Linked DNA regions of Homo sapiens: regions 2 and 3 are each linked to region 1. The links are chromatin loops, found by intact Hi-C in ENCODE. Cell type or tissue: mammary epithelial cell. All regions are shown on one strand.

Evidence for each region. Hi-C counts contacts between places; a loop is a spot of excess contacts. Peaks named below come from ENCODE experiments on the same cell type or tissue, not always from the same donor. Only the 100,000 strongest peaks of a DNase experiment are listed, where the experiment ranks them.
Region 2: it touches region 1 in a loop (10-fold over the local background); 2 of 110 quality-filtered maps call a loop at or near these places.
Region 3: it touches region 1 in a loop (5-fold over the local background); 11 of 110 quality-filtered maps call a loop at or near these places.

What each region holds. Positions count from the first base shown.
Region 1 is chr1:23,401,275-23,406,274 of GRCh38, reverse strand. The region is part of intron 5 of TCEA3 (transcription elongation factor A3); the gene reads left to right. Among named protein-coding and RNA genes, the nearest start is that of TCEA3, 21 kb to the left of the region's middle. RefSeq lists an enhancer at 2,196-2,245. In mammary epithelial cell, a CTCF peak has its summit at 2,145 (motif pointing right); DNase peaks (open chromatin) are centred at 2,324 and 3,134; H3K4me3 peaks cover 195 bases; H3K27ac peaks cover 1,713 bases.
Region 2 is chr1:23,167,411-23,172,410 of GRCh38, reverse strand. LUZP1 (leucine zipper protein 1) reads left to right here and starts at 3,555. Exons shown (of 4, transcript NM_001395462.2): 1 at 3,555-3,645. RefSeq lists enhancers at 2,661-2,710, 3,786-4,317, 4,318-4,849 and silencers at 3,356-3,415, 4,407-4,546. In mammary epithelial cell, no CTCF peak of the experiment used is centred here; DNase peaks (open chromatin) are centred at 2,460, 3,500 and 4,770; H3K4me3 peaks cover 2,411 bases; H3K27ac peaks cover 3,217 bases.
Region 3 is chr1:23,096,616-23,101,615 of GRCh38, reverse strand. The region is part of intron 2 of LUZP1 (leucine zipper protein 1); the gene reads left to right. Among named protein-coding and RNA genes, the nearest start is that of MIR3115, 55 kb to the right of the region's middle. In mammary epithelial cell, a CTCF peak has its summit at 2,715 (motif pointing left); DNase peaks (open chromatin) are centred at 1,185 and 2,695; H3K27ac peaks cover 1,975 bases.

The DNA.
Region 1 (5,000 bases):
GTTGTTTAAGGTTTTATGAAGATTCAACGGGCCTAGGCTGTATTGCACACCTCCAACATGGCAGCCAGCTCCAGCTGATGCATGGAAGCTATCTGGAGTGCTGATTGGAGAGGGAGTCTGAGGCTGTAGAAAAAGTTCTGTAGTCAATTAGCAATGTCTGATGTGGGTCAGGCCTAGAAATGGTGGTTCCAGTGTCATCCTGGTTCTAGACCAGTGGATCTCAGCAGGGGTCATTTAGAAATGTGTGGAGGCGTTTATGGTTGTCACTATGACTTGGGCCAAAGTAGGGGTAAGGTGAGAAGGAGGGGGATACTCCTGACATTTCGTGGCAGGAACCAGAGATGCCAAGTGCCCCGGAGAGTGAAGGACTTTCCTGGATAATGAAGCGTCATCCTATCCCCAGATGAAACACTGGTCACTAATGACATTCTAGGTTTGATGCTGTAATCAAAACACTCGACATTCATGTAAGGATTTGAGCCTCCAGACTCCTCTCCTGACTTTGTCTTCATGGTCTTGAAATCTCCTGGCTCCCTCCCCTAATGCATTCTTTCTCTGAAGGTCAGTCAAACAGAATCTGTTTGTCCTTCCAGAAGCTGTGCCATTTCCTGCTGGTTCAGTACTGAGGGTAGGAAACCAAAAGGGACACAAGGAAGTCTCATTAATTTTTTTTTTTTTTTGAGATGAAGTCTCGCTCTGTTGCCAGGCTGGAGTGCAGTGGCACGATCTCGGCTCAGTGCAACTTCCATCTCCCGGATTCAAGTGATTCTCCTGCCTCAGCCTCCAAAGTAGCTGGGACTACAGGCATGTGCCACCATGCCCACCTAATTTTTTGTATTTTTAGTAGAGACGGGGTTTTACCATGTTGGCCAGGATGGTCTCGATCTCTTGACCTTGTGATCCACCCTCTTCGGCCCCCCAAAGTGCTGGTATTACAGGTGTGAGCCACCGTGCCAGGCAGCAAATCTCATTAATTTGTCTCCTACCCAGACTGTTTCCTGCATGATTTACTTCTCTATTTCATTTTTCTCTTCCGTTCTTTCATCCATTCATTGATTTGGCAAGCACATCTATTGAGCACTTCCTTGCAAATTCAACATTCTCTGGGGATCAAGAGCACATGCATACACGGGGTGACTAGTGGAGATCATGGCAAACTAGAAAGTATGTGCCTGTCTGAAGGGGGCAGCCACTACCCCACTGCAGCTGATTGTTGCTTTGGGGAAATGCAGGTCCAGGGTGCCATGTCTTCCAATTTTTTAAAGAAAAGCCAGACACCTAGATTTTCATATGGAACTCCCCGACACCACCTTTTCTGAGACAGGATCTCACCCAGGCTGGAGTGCAGTGGTATAAACAGGGCTCACTGCAGCCTCAACCTCCTGGGCTCAAGCAATCCTCCTGCTCCAGCCTCCCGTGTAGCTAGGACCACAGGTGCACACCACCACACCCAGCTAACTTAAAAAAAATTTTTTTTTTGTAGAGACAGAGTCTCACTTTGTTGCCCAGGCTGGTCTCGAACTCCTGGGCTCAAGAAATCCTCCTGCCTCAACCACCCAAAGTGCTGGGATTACAGGTGTGAGCCACCGCGCCTGGCCAAAACTCCCAGTTTTCAGTATCAGCAACATATTCACATTTTTCTAAGACACAATAGGGAGACAAAACATATTTGTAGCTCACCCATTTTTGACCTGTAAGGCCAGGCAAAGGTTGAAACTCATCACCTCTCCCTTCTTAGGGCTAACCATGAGTGCAGAGGCAGACACCAAAATGCATGTTTTTAGAAAGGGGTAGGTATAAAACACCGTGGGAACATAGGAAGCATGTCTCAATATGACTATAAAAGTCAAAGGAGGCTTCGTGGAAGAGAAAGTATTTGAGCTGAGAATGGAAAGTCAATAGGAGGAGTTTGGGAGGCGAGTCAGGAGAGTCATTTCAAGCAGAAAGAAATGGCACACCCAAAGGTGTGGAAGTGGGAGTGAGCACGATGCTCTGGGAACTGTAGCTGGAGTACCAGGAAGCAGACCACGGAGGATACCATGTTGACAGGGGAGAAAGTTGACTGTTCTCAGTTGTCCTTTTACCTGGCTATCAGAATGATTTGCCATTTGCAGAGCATGCTCGCTGATGCAGTAACTGAAATGCCCTCGAGGTGGCGCACAGAAGCAGCGGGCCCGGCCTCCAGATGCCTCTACTCAGACCTGGGGCAGGAGGATTTTCTAAGGACTGGTGCGGTGCGGGCACATCCGGGGAGCAGAAGGAAGCTGTTGATAAATCCAACCTCCCACCCCGGCCGATGATGCCCTCTCTGCAGTTTGGCTCAGTTCCCAGGCGTGTGCATTGAAAGCAAAATGAGTGTGGCTGCCTGAAATGCTGCCCAGACACGAATTCCAGCCAGCCAGCCAGCTCCTAACCGGGGAGGCGGGACCAGGGCTGGGTGTGCCCTGCCAGGAAGGTGGGAAGAAATGCTCCAAACAGCCTAGTCTTGCTCAGGTAGGAGGACTCTGGAAACCTCTCTTTTAAAGACACAGTTGATGTGTTGAAAAGAATTTGGAAGGGCGACAGGCAGGTTCGTGGTCTGACTATACCCTTTGCTAGTTGGATGGATAACTTGGGGCAGTAACTTGGATGGATAATTCAGTTCAGCTCTCTGAGCTTCAGTCTACTGATCTGTAAAATGGAGACAATTATGAACCCCTTTCAAGGTCATTGTGAGGATTAAATGAGGTAATGAAATACCCAGCACTGTTCCCAAACCATGTAAATGCTCAATAAATACATAATACTTTGTAATAATACTCATATGAAACCTGGTTATCTATGTAAACTGCCTAATACTTTGTCACTTAGTTGCTTTCATCTGCCCCATAAGATGGGTACTATTATTATTCCGATTTTACGTGTGAAAAAAACTGAGGCACCTAGGGGTTAAGGAACTCACCCAAGGTCACATAGCTACAAAGTGTTGGTCTCAGGCTGTGAACCTGGGAGTTTGGCTCCAGAGACTAGGTTCTTAATAAGTAAACCAACTCAGTGCAGTCGTTTCAAAAACGACCACCATTATTACTGTCATTCGTTGGGGCTCCTTCAAAGCAGCATGCTGCAGGCTCCCCTGACAGTTTTCCTGTGGTGAGTCATAGCTGTTGAGAATGTGCAATGGCACGCACAGGTCAGCGAGACACCATCCCAGCTGCAGGAGATGGCGTTGCCTGGGTCCTGGGAGTTGACAGAGGCTGGCTTTGAGAGAGATCCCTCTCGTACTCCCAGAGAGAGAGATCCCTCTCTTAGGCCCAGAGAGTGGGGCCACTGTCCTTCCAAAGAGGACCTTCCTCTTTCCACATTTCAGCCCTGGGGGACCCTCTGGGTGTGCCTTTCATCTCTCTGTGGTCAGTTCCTCAATTCATCATGTATTCATTCATTTATTCATTTATCCATCCATTTAGCAATGATGTATCAAGTGTCCACCTAGAGCACTGTTACAGGAGCTGGAATGCAGTGGTGAACCCGTGACAGGGTCCCAATACTCTGGAGCCTGTAATCTGGAGATGGAGGCAGACGATGTTTATAAACACATAAACAAGCTAATCATACACTTGGATAAGTGCTGTAAAAGCGAGAAATCAGGTGATGTGCTAGAGAATTACAGGGCGGGGACCATCAGCCTCAGCTGAGGTGGTGAGGGAAGGCCTCCCTCATGCGAGCTGAGACCTGGAGGAGGAAGAGCATTCCAGGAAGGAAGACCAGCCTGTGCAAAGGCCCGGCAGTGGGAGGGATGGGTATGTTTAAGGAACAGAAAGAAGCAGTGCTGTGGAGGCCTTCCGTAAACCATGCGGAGAGCATGGCATGAGATTACATCAGAAAGTGGGTAGGGGCAGGACGTGCAGGGGCTGGGAGGCTGTGGTGAGCTTTTGGTTTTGTTTTTGTTTGTTTTTTTGGAAACACAGTCTCACTCGGTCACTCAGGCTGATGTGCAATGGCATGATCTCAGCTCACTACAGCCTCCACCTCCCGGGTTCAAGCGATTCTTGTGCCTCAGCCTTTTGAGTAGCTGGGATTACAGGCATGCGCCACCATACCCAGCTAATTTTTATATGTTTAGTACAGACAGTGTTTCGCCATGTTGGCCAGGCTGGTCTCAAACTCCTGACCAAAGTGATCCTCCCACCTCGATCTGCCAAAGTGCTGGGACTTTAGGCATGAGCCACTGCACCCGGCCAGGAGTTTTACTTTATGCTAAAAATAATTGGAAGCTGTTACACCACCAGTCCCCAACCTTTTTGGCACCAGGGACTGGTTTCATAGAAGACGGTTTTTCCATGGACCAGGGTTTGTAGGGGATGGTTTCAAGACGAAACTGTTCCACCTCTGATCATCAGGCATTAGATTCTCGTAAGGAGCGTGCAACCTAGATCCCTCACATGCGCAGTTCACAACAGGGCCCACCTCCTGATGTGTGGCCCGGTTCCTAACAGGCCACAGACTGGTACCAGTCCGTGGCCCCAGGGGGTGGGAACCCCTGTGTTGGAGGGTTAGAGGCAGGGGAGTGACTTGATCCGCTGTGAATTTTTGAAAAGTCCCTCTGGCGGCTCTTTGGCAAATGGATTATAGTGGGGGAAGAGGACACAGGGAAACCAGTTTTGGGGCTATTGTGACTGTTCAGGTGGGAACCCTGTGACCAGGATCAGGCTTGGGGGCAGGAACATCCGTTTTGGATGCCAACAGCCCCGCGAGTTCACGCCCTGTCCAGCCTTTCCTCACCCAAACCTCCTGCTGCAATCTGACTCCAGGAGAAATCTGCTTGGATCTCAGCTTCCCTGTCCCTCCACCATGCTGCCAGGCAACCCAGTTGTCAGGCAGGGTCGGGTAGAATTAAGGCTAGATTAATCTAGGACAGTAAGTTTCAAACTGCATTAAAAATAAATAAAAGCTAGGAAATGAATCCCTTTGGACAAAATTTTTAGAAATTCAAAATGTAAACCTTACAAGAACAGAGTTTACCA
Region 2 (5,000 bases), 230 kb after region 1:
CTGGGATTACAGGTGTGAGCCACTGCGCCTGGCCTATTTAGTTCTTTATAGTCTCCATATTTTTCTATGCATATACTAAGCATATATTACAAACTATAACTACAGGATCCTACTACACTTGTAATTCGGCAACTTACTCTTACTCTTTTCACTTAACAATGCCCAATAGAGACCTTTATTGTCCAATCATACAAATCTATTCCTTTCCTTTTACTAATGGAGGTCTTGCTGGGAGGATGAGGACATGTTCAAATAGTAACAGCAACCACTATATCCTGGCATGAACTAGGTGCCAGGCTCTGAACTCAGCTCTTTCACATGTTTAACCCTCACAGGCACTGTGTGAGAAAGGTAGTATTATTATTTCCATTTTGCAGATGAGAAACTGAGGTGCAGAGACCTAAAAGCCCAAGATTACATAACTAGTAAGTGGCAGAGCTGGGTTTTGAATCCCGATCTTTCCTGTGCCAAAGCTTTTGCTATGAATAAATCAATAAGTGGTTGCTGGGATCATGGGTCCTGGGGAGAAAGTTCTTTCTTCAGAACCTCCCTTATATGTCCTGGGTTCTTCCTTCCAAGGGTTTGTGGTACTTGGAATCAGCATTAGCCCTTAGGAGCAACTCAGTAAAGGCCCTTCCTTTGCCTCCAGCAATCTTACAGCCATGATTACTTTTCACAGGAAGTGGTGTTTTTGAATATTTTTTCTAAAAATAAGCTATAATTTATTAGAGGCCTTTGAAGACCGGGCCAGGCATTTCAGGACACCCATGTGCCTGCCTGCAGCATAGGAAATTAATCAGAACCCCAAAGTTCCTCCCCTCCTTCCACAGGCCAGTGCTCTAGAAATGCCCAGTGCCTCATTGCAGTTCTCCTAGAGGATTGCAGAGATGCCAAGGGCGGTTTAACACAGATCCACGTCTCTGTAAAGAAGGTGAGAGGAGAAAGGCATGAAGCAGAAATGGGTCAGCTGTGCTGCAAAGAACTCTCAGAGAGAACTACACGCTGACCCCAGCTTGGAGGCATGCTGAATGGCAGAGATGCCCTGGGGCATCATCAGATGTGACTCTGCTGAATCCATCTGGGGTCTGCAGACTGGAGTGCTGGTTTCCATTCCAATGGGAATGCTTTGCAGGGCCACTTTCAGCAAGCCTCTTCCTTTCTCAAGACCCTAAAGTCTTCCATATGAAATGATTAGGTGGATTGTTATGAGGTGCTGTGTGGTGTTAATAACTAGAAATAATACTGATTATAGTAGTTATATATAAAAATACATATATAAATCATACAGTAATTATATATATATATATATATTTTTTTTTTTTGAGACAGGGTCTCGATCTGTCACCAGGCTGTAGTGCGGTGGCATTATCATGGCTTATTGCAGCCTCCACCTCCCAGGTTCAAGGGATCCTCCCACCACAGCCTCCTGAGTAGCTGAGACTGCACGGGCACCACCAGGCCTGGCTAATTTTTAGTATTTTTTGTAAAGACGGGGTTTTGCCATGTTGCCCAGGCTGGTCTCAAACTCCTGGACTCAAGTGATCCATCCCCCTGGACTCAAGTGATCCTCCCAAAGTGGTGGGATTGCAGGCATGAGCAACCGCGCCTGGTCAATATAATACTACTGAAAATAAGAATGACAGGGGCCTGATGTGGTGGCTCACGTCTGTAATCCTAGCACTTACGGAGGCCAAGGTGAGTGGATCACCTGAGGTCAGGAGTTCGAGACCAGCGTGGCCAACATGGTGAAACACCGTCTCTACTAAAAATACAAAAATTAGCCAGGTGTGGTGGCAAGTGCCGGTAATCCCAGCTACTTGGGAGGCTGAGGCAGGAGAATCTCTTGAACCTGGAAGGCAGAGGTTGCAGTGAACTGAGATCGTGCCACTGCACTCCAGCCTGGGCGACAAGAGAGAAAATTCGTCTCAAAAAAAAAAAAAAAAAAAAAGAAAGAAAAAGAAAATAAGAATGACAATCATATTGTTCATATTGTTTGTGGAACACTGTGCCTGATGTTTTCCATACAGTATCTTAGGTAATTTTAAAACAAACACCACAAGACTATATTATTATCCCCATTTTATAGATGAGAAGACAGGCTCAGAGATGGCTATTATGACCCCAGAACATATGATCCCAGGGTTTTCTGGCATCAGAGCTTGAGCTCCACAAACATGTGTGGGTTCTGACCTCCAGGAAGTGCTAAGAAACAAATGGGAGGTCAGTTCTTTATAAGTTGTAGTGTTCATGCCCACGTGAGGGTTAAACACAATGTTATTGGTTATTCAGAACAGGGAGGATTGCTTTCTGGCTGGGAGAAGCTGGGAGGTGAGACAGCAGGGGAAGAGCTTCAGCAAAGGGTCAAATGTGGGAAAGCAGTGGGTGTGCTAAGAGAAGTTTGGATAAACTTTGTGTGTGTGTGTGTGTGTGTGTGTGTGTAAAGGTAGGAAGTGATCATACCAGGCCAGGGCTTTGGCCTTTATTCCATAGGCAATAAAGAGCTTACACAAGAGATGTCTCAAGAGACCAACCATGCTGCTGTAGTCAGAGAGGAAGCAGCCCTCAGCCCATCTGTGTCCTGGCTTGTGAATGCTGCTGCGTGCCAGCGTGTGGGAGGGCATCCGCAGCGAGAGCAGTCTCTGGCTGTGTCCTGTACTATGCTGGGTGTGGGTCTTGGGCTGTCTTTGAAGCCTTCCTCCTGGCTTCTCAGGGCACTAGGTGCCTTTTAGATAGTAGACTTAAAGGAAGTATGTCATAGAAGTATGGGAGGGGATTTTGAGATCATCTGGTTATTCCCCCTTCCCATTTTAAAGAAGATGAAAATCGGGAACATAGATGGGAAAGTACTTGTCTAGCATCACACAAAGAATTAATAGCACAGTGGGGGACGGGAACCCATGCCTCCCGAGTCTGAGCTGAGTTCCTTCTCTGCATTTGCAGAGTAATAGAAATAGGATTTGTTGAGTGATTATTCCATATCAGGTTCTAGGCTAAGCACCTTTCCATTGATTATCTCATTTAATCCTCACAACCCTACTGAGAGTGTCCCGCTTTTTTCTTTTTCTTTTGAGACAGGGTCTCACTCTGTCACCCACGCCGGAGTGCAGTGGCACGATCACGGCTCACTGCAGCCTCGACCTCCCTCGGCTCAAGCGATCCTCCTACTTTAGCTTACCGGCGGGCGCCACCACTCCCGGCTAATTTTTGTATTTTTTATAGAGATGGGGTTTCGCCATGTTGCCCAGGCTGGTCTCGAACTTCTGAGTTTAAGCGATCCGTCCGCCTCAGCCTCCCAAAGTTCTGGGATTACAGACTTGAGCCACCACGCGGGCCGAAAGTGTCCCTCCTGAAATCGAGAAGTCTTGTCTTCCATTTCGATTTCCCAGGGCGCCTAGCACAGGACCCAGCTACGGAGGCAATAAAAACTTGGTGGAGTCTAAGTCCTGGGAAGGGAAAAAAAGGACGGAGGGGGCGGGGCCTACAGACAACCCCGCCCATCACAAAGACCCCGCCTTCCAGAACGCTGACGTCACAATTTGGCCCCGCCCCTCATTGTCAGTCCCGCGGAGCCAGAGGAGGCGCCGGTCGCTGGCAGCTGAGCGGCGGAACCCTTCGCTGGCGGGAGCGCGGTTCGGGGCCGCAGAGGTGAGGGTCCGTGAGGCGGCGGCGGCGGGAGCGCGGCGCGGGGAGGGGAGGGCGGCGGGGTTGGGAGGCCGGTCCCGGGTGAGGTCGGGGCACCCGCGGCCACGGGGCAGAAGAAACCGCGGGCGCAGCCGAGGAGAGATGGGGTGTGGAGTTGGGGGAGAGTTGGAATGGATTTTGGAGGAAGGGCTCAGGAGGAGACCTTTTGGGGCGAGACCCAGCACATGTTTGTGGAGTTGGAGGAAGAGACTCTGAGGAGATTTTTCCTCGGGAGGGGGAGGGAAGGTTCTGAGGAGACTTCTTGGTGGGAGCGAGACTCTGAGGAGAAATGTTTGGGGCAGAGACGCGGAGGAGACATTTTCGAGGGGGCGGCGAAGAGTTTCGGGGGTAGAGTTTGGGGTTGGGGGAGGGGGCGCGGGCCGACAGGGGCGGGGGGCGACGAGGCGGCCGTGGAGGGGGCTGCGCGGGGCCCGGCGGGCACCGGAGGAAGGAAGTGATCAGACAGGAAGGGCCCGGGAGCTGCAGCAGCAGGAGGAGGAGGGCGGTTTGGGAGCGCGTCGGGCCGGCGTGCGGGGCCAGCTGCGGGCGCGGGGCGCGGGCCGCGGGCCGGGCGGGGAGGGGTCCCGCGGCCGCCGCAGCTGTCGGCCGCGCCGGCCCGCGTCCCGGGCGCTCTGCTGGTCTCGCAGCCAGACCGCTGGGCCGGGAAGGAATTCGAGGCATTCGCTTTGTTTAAGTTGCCAGTAGACAGTCCTTAGGACTAATTAATGGTGGAATCTGCAGGGGGACGCCGGCGAGCGGGGCCGGGGCCTCCCCCCGCCCGCCGCGGTGAACTTTCCGCAGCGCGGGGCCCGCCTCCCGGCGCACCCCCGGCCCCCGCCCAGCCGCCCGGGCAGGGAAGGAGCCATGGCTTCCCGGAGCGCAGGAATGAAGTGCGGTTTCTGGGGCTGGTGGCCTCTGGCTGCGGAGCCTGCCTGCAGGGAACCTGGCGACCCGCAGCGGCCGCGCTGGGGCTTCGGAGCCCGGTTTAGAGCTCTTGGAGGTGGCTGCGGTTTCTGTGCATAACCTTGGAGGAGCCTCTGTGAGCCGAGAAAGACCATCTTGCTTTGGAGCATCTGTTTCTTCATCGCGTCAACCCCTTTCCTAACACTGCAGAGCTTGTTGTGGCTTGTTTCGGGAATGCCGAGGCCAGTGCTCACCCTTGCGGGTGGGAGAGGGGAAGAGAGTAGGCACCCCCAAAACCCCTGTAGTGTGATTTCCAGAAGGCCAGACTGCCTGCAGCTCCACCGTCGCACCTTCACTGACTTGAATGACCTTGGGAGAAGGATTGCGCTGCTGAGCCCTTGGTGCCTTATCTGTCG
Region 3 (5,000 bases), 300 kb after region 1:
TTTTCCCTGATGAAACTTACTTTAGGTATGCATAGGACTTTTCAAAGTGCTTTTGCTAACTTTATTGCATAGTGTTGCTGTAAGGTAGTTGATATTCTTTTATTTTTTCAGAGGAACTAAAGCATAGAGAAAATCAGTGACTTGGCCAAACAGTATGGTATTCTTAAAAGAATATAAACTTTGGAATTGGACCTAGATTCACTCTGACTGTCCTTGCTAGCTGCGTACTTTGGGAAAATTTGAGAGTCCTTGCCCCATAAGGTTATTGTGAAAGCTGAATAGAATAATAGTAGTAGCTTACTGTTTGTTGTGACTTATGTGCAAGGTATTCTGCTAAGCATTTTACATGTCCAGGGATTACCATATTGTTTTTGTGTGGACATTGAGGGAAAACCTCCGTGGAGTAACGTAGGAACATGTAAAGTAAATGATCTGAGATTCCTGATACCTGCAGAAATCATGTATATAAGGTACTTAGTATTGCCTGTAGTATAGTACTGCCCTATTTGTGGTTGTACTTATTTGTTCCTTTATACTCTTTTGTCATTGTTAGTTTGTTTATAGAGTAGTGCTTAGAACTCCTCATTTTGTAAAAATGCTTAAGAGTTTATAAGGAGGTGATTTTGCATAATGGGAAGAATCCTGAACATAGAGTCAGGAGACTGAAGTCCTTGACTTTTGCTAAACTGCTGGAAAAAGCACAGTATTTACTTCTGAGTCCGTTTCCTTGTTTCTAAAATAAGGGGTTTGAATGAAGTAAGTGATTTTATTTTAAATAAAAGCTATGTAGAATTCTTTAATAAAGTCATATAGGAGAAGCCCAATATTGTAAGAAGCTAAAAATCAGTTGCTTTGGTTGAGTAAGTGAAAGGAGCCTGGAGTTCAGCCTGCTCAAAATATCTCCCCTGTTGTCTTTCCCCTAAATGACCCCAAGGGGATTTGCTGAGTCTAGTTTGAAAACCAGTTGACTAAATGATCTTTAGCTACCTTCTGGCTCTGAAATCTCATTCTGAGGAGTGGAGGAAGATCCAGAAATGTTTTCTACTACTTCTCCAACATTTGGTCCGATAACTAGAGCTGAACATCCTGTGAGTGTTGTGGTTTTTTGATGTCTATGTCCTGTTTGTGTGGCATAGACCTGCAAGAAAGGGCTTCCCAGCAGGTCAGGGGGAGAGAATTGTGGTTGAGACATTGTGCAAGTGGCACAGGGCTAGGGATGAGATCATTCAGAGCATTACCACAGGGCCTGAGATTCTGTGCTGTCTGTTCACTCTTGCCATCTGTTTTCTCCTTTGTAATCCATGATTAGGTCATGGACATTCTTATTATTTTCTGTTAATGGTCATTGCCAAAGGGCCGACAAGCTATTTGATAATTAGGAGGCTCACTCATCAGTCAAATTCATCGAATTTTCAGCATTCCCTGTGTGCTAGGCTCCCTGCTGGGTACTGAGAATATAGTGGTGACACAAGTTGGAGAGAAGAATTGAGTAAATAAAGCTGCAATAGAGTGTGATAGGTTCTGTGATGGGAAATATGTAGCAGACTGTGAAAGCAAAAAAGAGAGGCCCAGATCTGGCCTGGGGTTTGAAGAAGGCACTCCAGAATTTTCCAGAAGGATGTATTGTCTAAAGTGGGATCTGAAGAAATGAGAAGGAATCAAACTAGTGAGGGACCAGAGGGAAGAGGGAGGGCGAGGATGTAGATGAAGAGGCTGGCGGGGCCACATCATGAAGGGCTTTGGGTGCCATCATGGGGAATTTGGACTTTATCCTAATAGTAGCCAGGACCTTTAGAGAGTTTTAAGCAGTGGTGTGTAATACCTGCTTTCTCTGTATGTTTCCAGTAAGTATTTGCTACATATTTACTGGGTTTAGCTTTTTCATTGCCTGTACTAGTTGATTCATATCATCCAGAGTCTTGATAAAACATATAAAATTGGCACTAAAAGCCAAATAAATAAAACGGTGGTATAATTCCCAGACTCTCTGAATTCAGAATTATGATAATTTATAGATGGGGCTATACTAAGGTTTAACGTTTCCTTCTTTTGAAAAAGAGATTGTGAAAACTATAGTATAAGCTAGTACAAATAAGATGTGCTGAGAGAATGCTACAGTTTGAGGATAAGCTGGGTTTTCTTTAACAGCTTTATTGAGATATGCTTTATTTATCATGAAGTTTATCTCTTTAAAATACACAATTTAATGGTTTAAGCATATTTATGAGGATATGCTGTTTTAAAGCACTTTATAGATGAATCATATATCATTTGTCTTCCAATGACTACGATGGCAACACAGACCCTTTGTATCATACACTCATTTAAAATTGGTGTGTGGTCTAAACTTAATTAAGTCCTCCCAAACCAACCCTGTGTATACATTGACAAGATTTTAATTGTACCACTGGGCAGAAGGCCAAATGCAAGAGTTTTTAAAAGGGAAAAGCTTTCTTTTTAAAAACATAAACTATAGGAGGTTTTTTCCCTCTCCGTTTTTGAGAATGAGGAAGCAGGTAGGCTGGGGAAAGGAGAAGGGGGACCAAAAGAGGCAAAGATGAGAGGACAGAGAAAGATGTACCCAGAGAAGCAGAGTGATGGACAGGGAGCAGTATTCGGGGTGGGCAGAATCTGAATGGAAGCGGAAGGCTTGGTTTTTTCAACACCTTCAAGCGTTGGTGTTTTTGAGGAGCTGAGCTTGGGCTCCATCTGGTGGTTCTAGGCTTATAGTGCAGCCATTAGAAGAATCAGGCTTGGAGAGAATTGGCATTTGGCGTCTCCTCCAGGCCCAATTTCAGTTGTTTTTCTTTTGCCCTGAGCTTTCTCATAGGATCATTGTTGGAGTCATTTCTTCCCTCTCCAGTGGTGGCTGTTTTTCTCTTATGTCTCAGACTGTTTCTTCACTCTTGTCCTTGATTTTTAAATGTGATCTTATTGGACGACATCACCTAATACTCTATCGTTGCTGCCGTCTGTCGACGCCCTGAGTCACTGCCCCTAACTTCTCAACAACTTCAGATTCTGTCTTAACGTCACTCTTTCCAGCATTATTCCTGTTAATTTATGGCGCTTACATGCTGGTGACCCTTGCAACACCTTTACCTCTCAATTATTTCTCTCTTCTAATGATCTTGTTCTCTACTTCTCCCTACTCCCCCACAGGATTCCTATGATTATACCTTCGTTTTTGACATTATCAATAACTACAGTCCCTCCATGATTTCAATTCCTTGAAGTCCCTCTCTGATTTCTTTCTTCTATATTTCAGGCTTAGTTTCCTCTGGTACCTGGTACCCTTACTCCAACAAGCCTTCAAGTCCCCTTGGGACCTTCACTTCATTAGTTTCTATTATATTTTCACTATTCTTCACCTCCTTCTGTACTGAGTGAATTTAAAGTCCCTCACACACATCCTCTGCTCTCCTGTCCTTCTTTTGCTTTGTTCTGCAGTGCTTCGATCTGGTTCAGTCCAATTCTGGTTTCTCTATTCTTTTGTCTGTTCAGCCAGCTGAACAAGACTGGAGAAAAAGAACTTTGTGGATTGGTTTCACTTTAAATCATTACCAGGAATTTCAAGTGGGCCCTTATACATCTAATATACATCTCATACACATGTCCCAAATGAGACTCCTCATCTTCCTTCTCAGACTGCTCCATCTGCGGTCATCTCCATTTGAATTGATGGTAATGCTGTCCCTCTACAAATTCAGCCCAGCCACCTTAGAGTCTACCTTAATTCCTATCTATCTATCTGTCTATCTGCTTATTTATTTAGAGATAGGGTCTTGCTCTGTCACCCTGGCTGGAGTACAGTGGCACAGTCATAGCTCACTGGAACCTTAAACTCCTGGGCTCAAGCTGTCTTCTTGCCTCAGCCTACCAAGTAGCTGGGACTACAGGTGTATGCCACTGTACCTTCTAATTTTATTTTATTTTACCTTTTTTTATAGAGACGGGATCTTACTGTGTTGTGCCCAGGCTGGTGTTGAACTCCACCTCAGCTTCTCAAAGTGCTGGGATTATAGATATGAGTCATTGCACTCGGCTTCTTAATTCCTTTCTTTGCCTCATGCTTCACATGTAGTCTAAGAGCAGATCTTTTGGTCGTGCCTTCATACGGCCAGAATTCTGACCATTTCTCAACTGTCTTGGTCACGTGCTCTTGGAACGCATGTACTGCCACCATCCTGGTCTAGGCCATAACTATGTTTTGCCTGGATTACTGCAATAGCCTCCTATTTGGTCTTCCTGCTCCCAACCTTATCCCCTGTAGTCCATTCTACTTGCCACCTACTTAAAAGTTTCTGCTGAGAAGTGGTTCAGTTGTTATTATAGATTGTTTTTGTGTTTGGGATGTTTTTGCTTCCTCCAAAATTCGTGTTGAAACGTAACCCCCAGTGCAACAGCATTAAGAGGTAGGACCTTTAAGGAGATAGTATTAGGGATCAGCACCTTTAAAAAAGGGCCTGAGGGAGCAAGTTCAACCCTTTTTGTTCCATTCCTTCTTCCCTGTGAGGAAACAGCATTCTAGGTGTCATCTTGGAAGCAGAGACTGGGCCTTCAGCAGACACTAAACCTGCTGGTGCCTTGATCTTATATTCCCAGGCTCCAGAACTGTGAGGAAATAATTTCTGTTCTTTTTGGAGATGGTGTCTTGCTCTGTCGACCAGGCTGGAGTGCAGTGGCGCGATCTCAGCTCACTGCAGCCTCCGTCCCGTGGGTTCAGGCAATTATCGTGCCCCAGCCTCCCAAGTAGCTGGGATTATAGGTGTGCACCACCACACCTGGCTAATTTTTGTATTTTTAGTAGAGATGGGGTCTCATCATGTTGTTCAGGCTGGTCTTGAACTCCTGACCTCAAGTGATCCTCCTGCCTCAGCCTCCTAAAATGTTGGGATTACAGGCGTGAGCCACCGCACCTGGCCAGTTTCTGTTCTTATAAATTACTACCTCAGGTATTTTATTACAGCAGCACAAATGGACTGAGACAATGGTCTTTT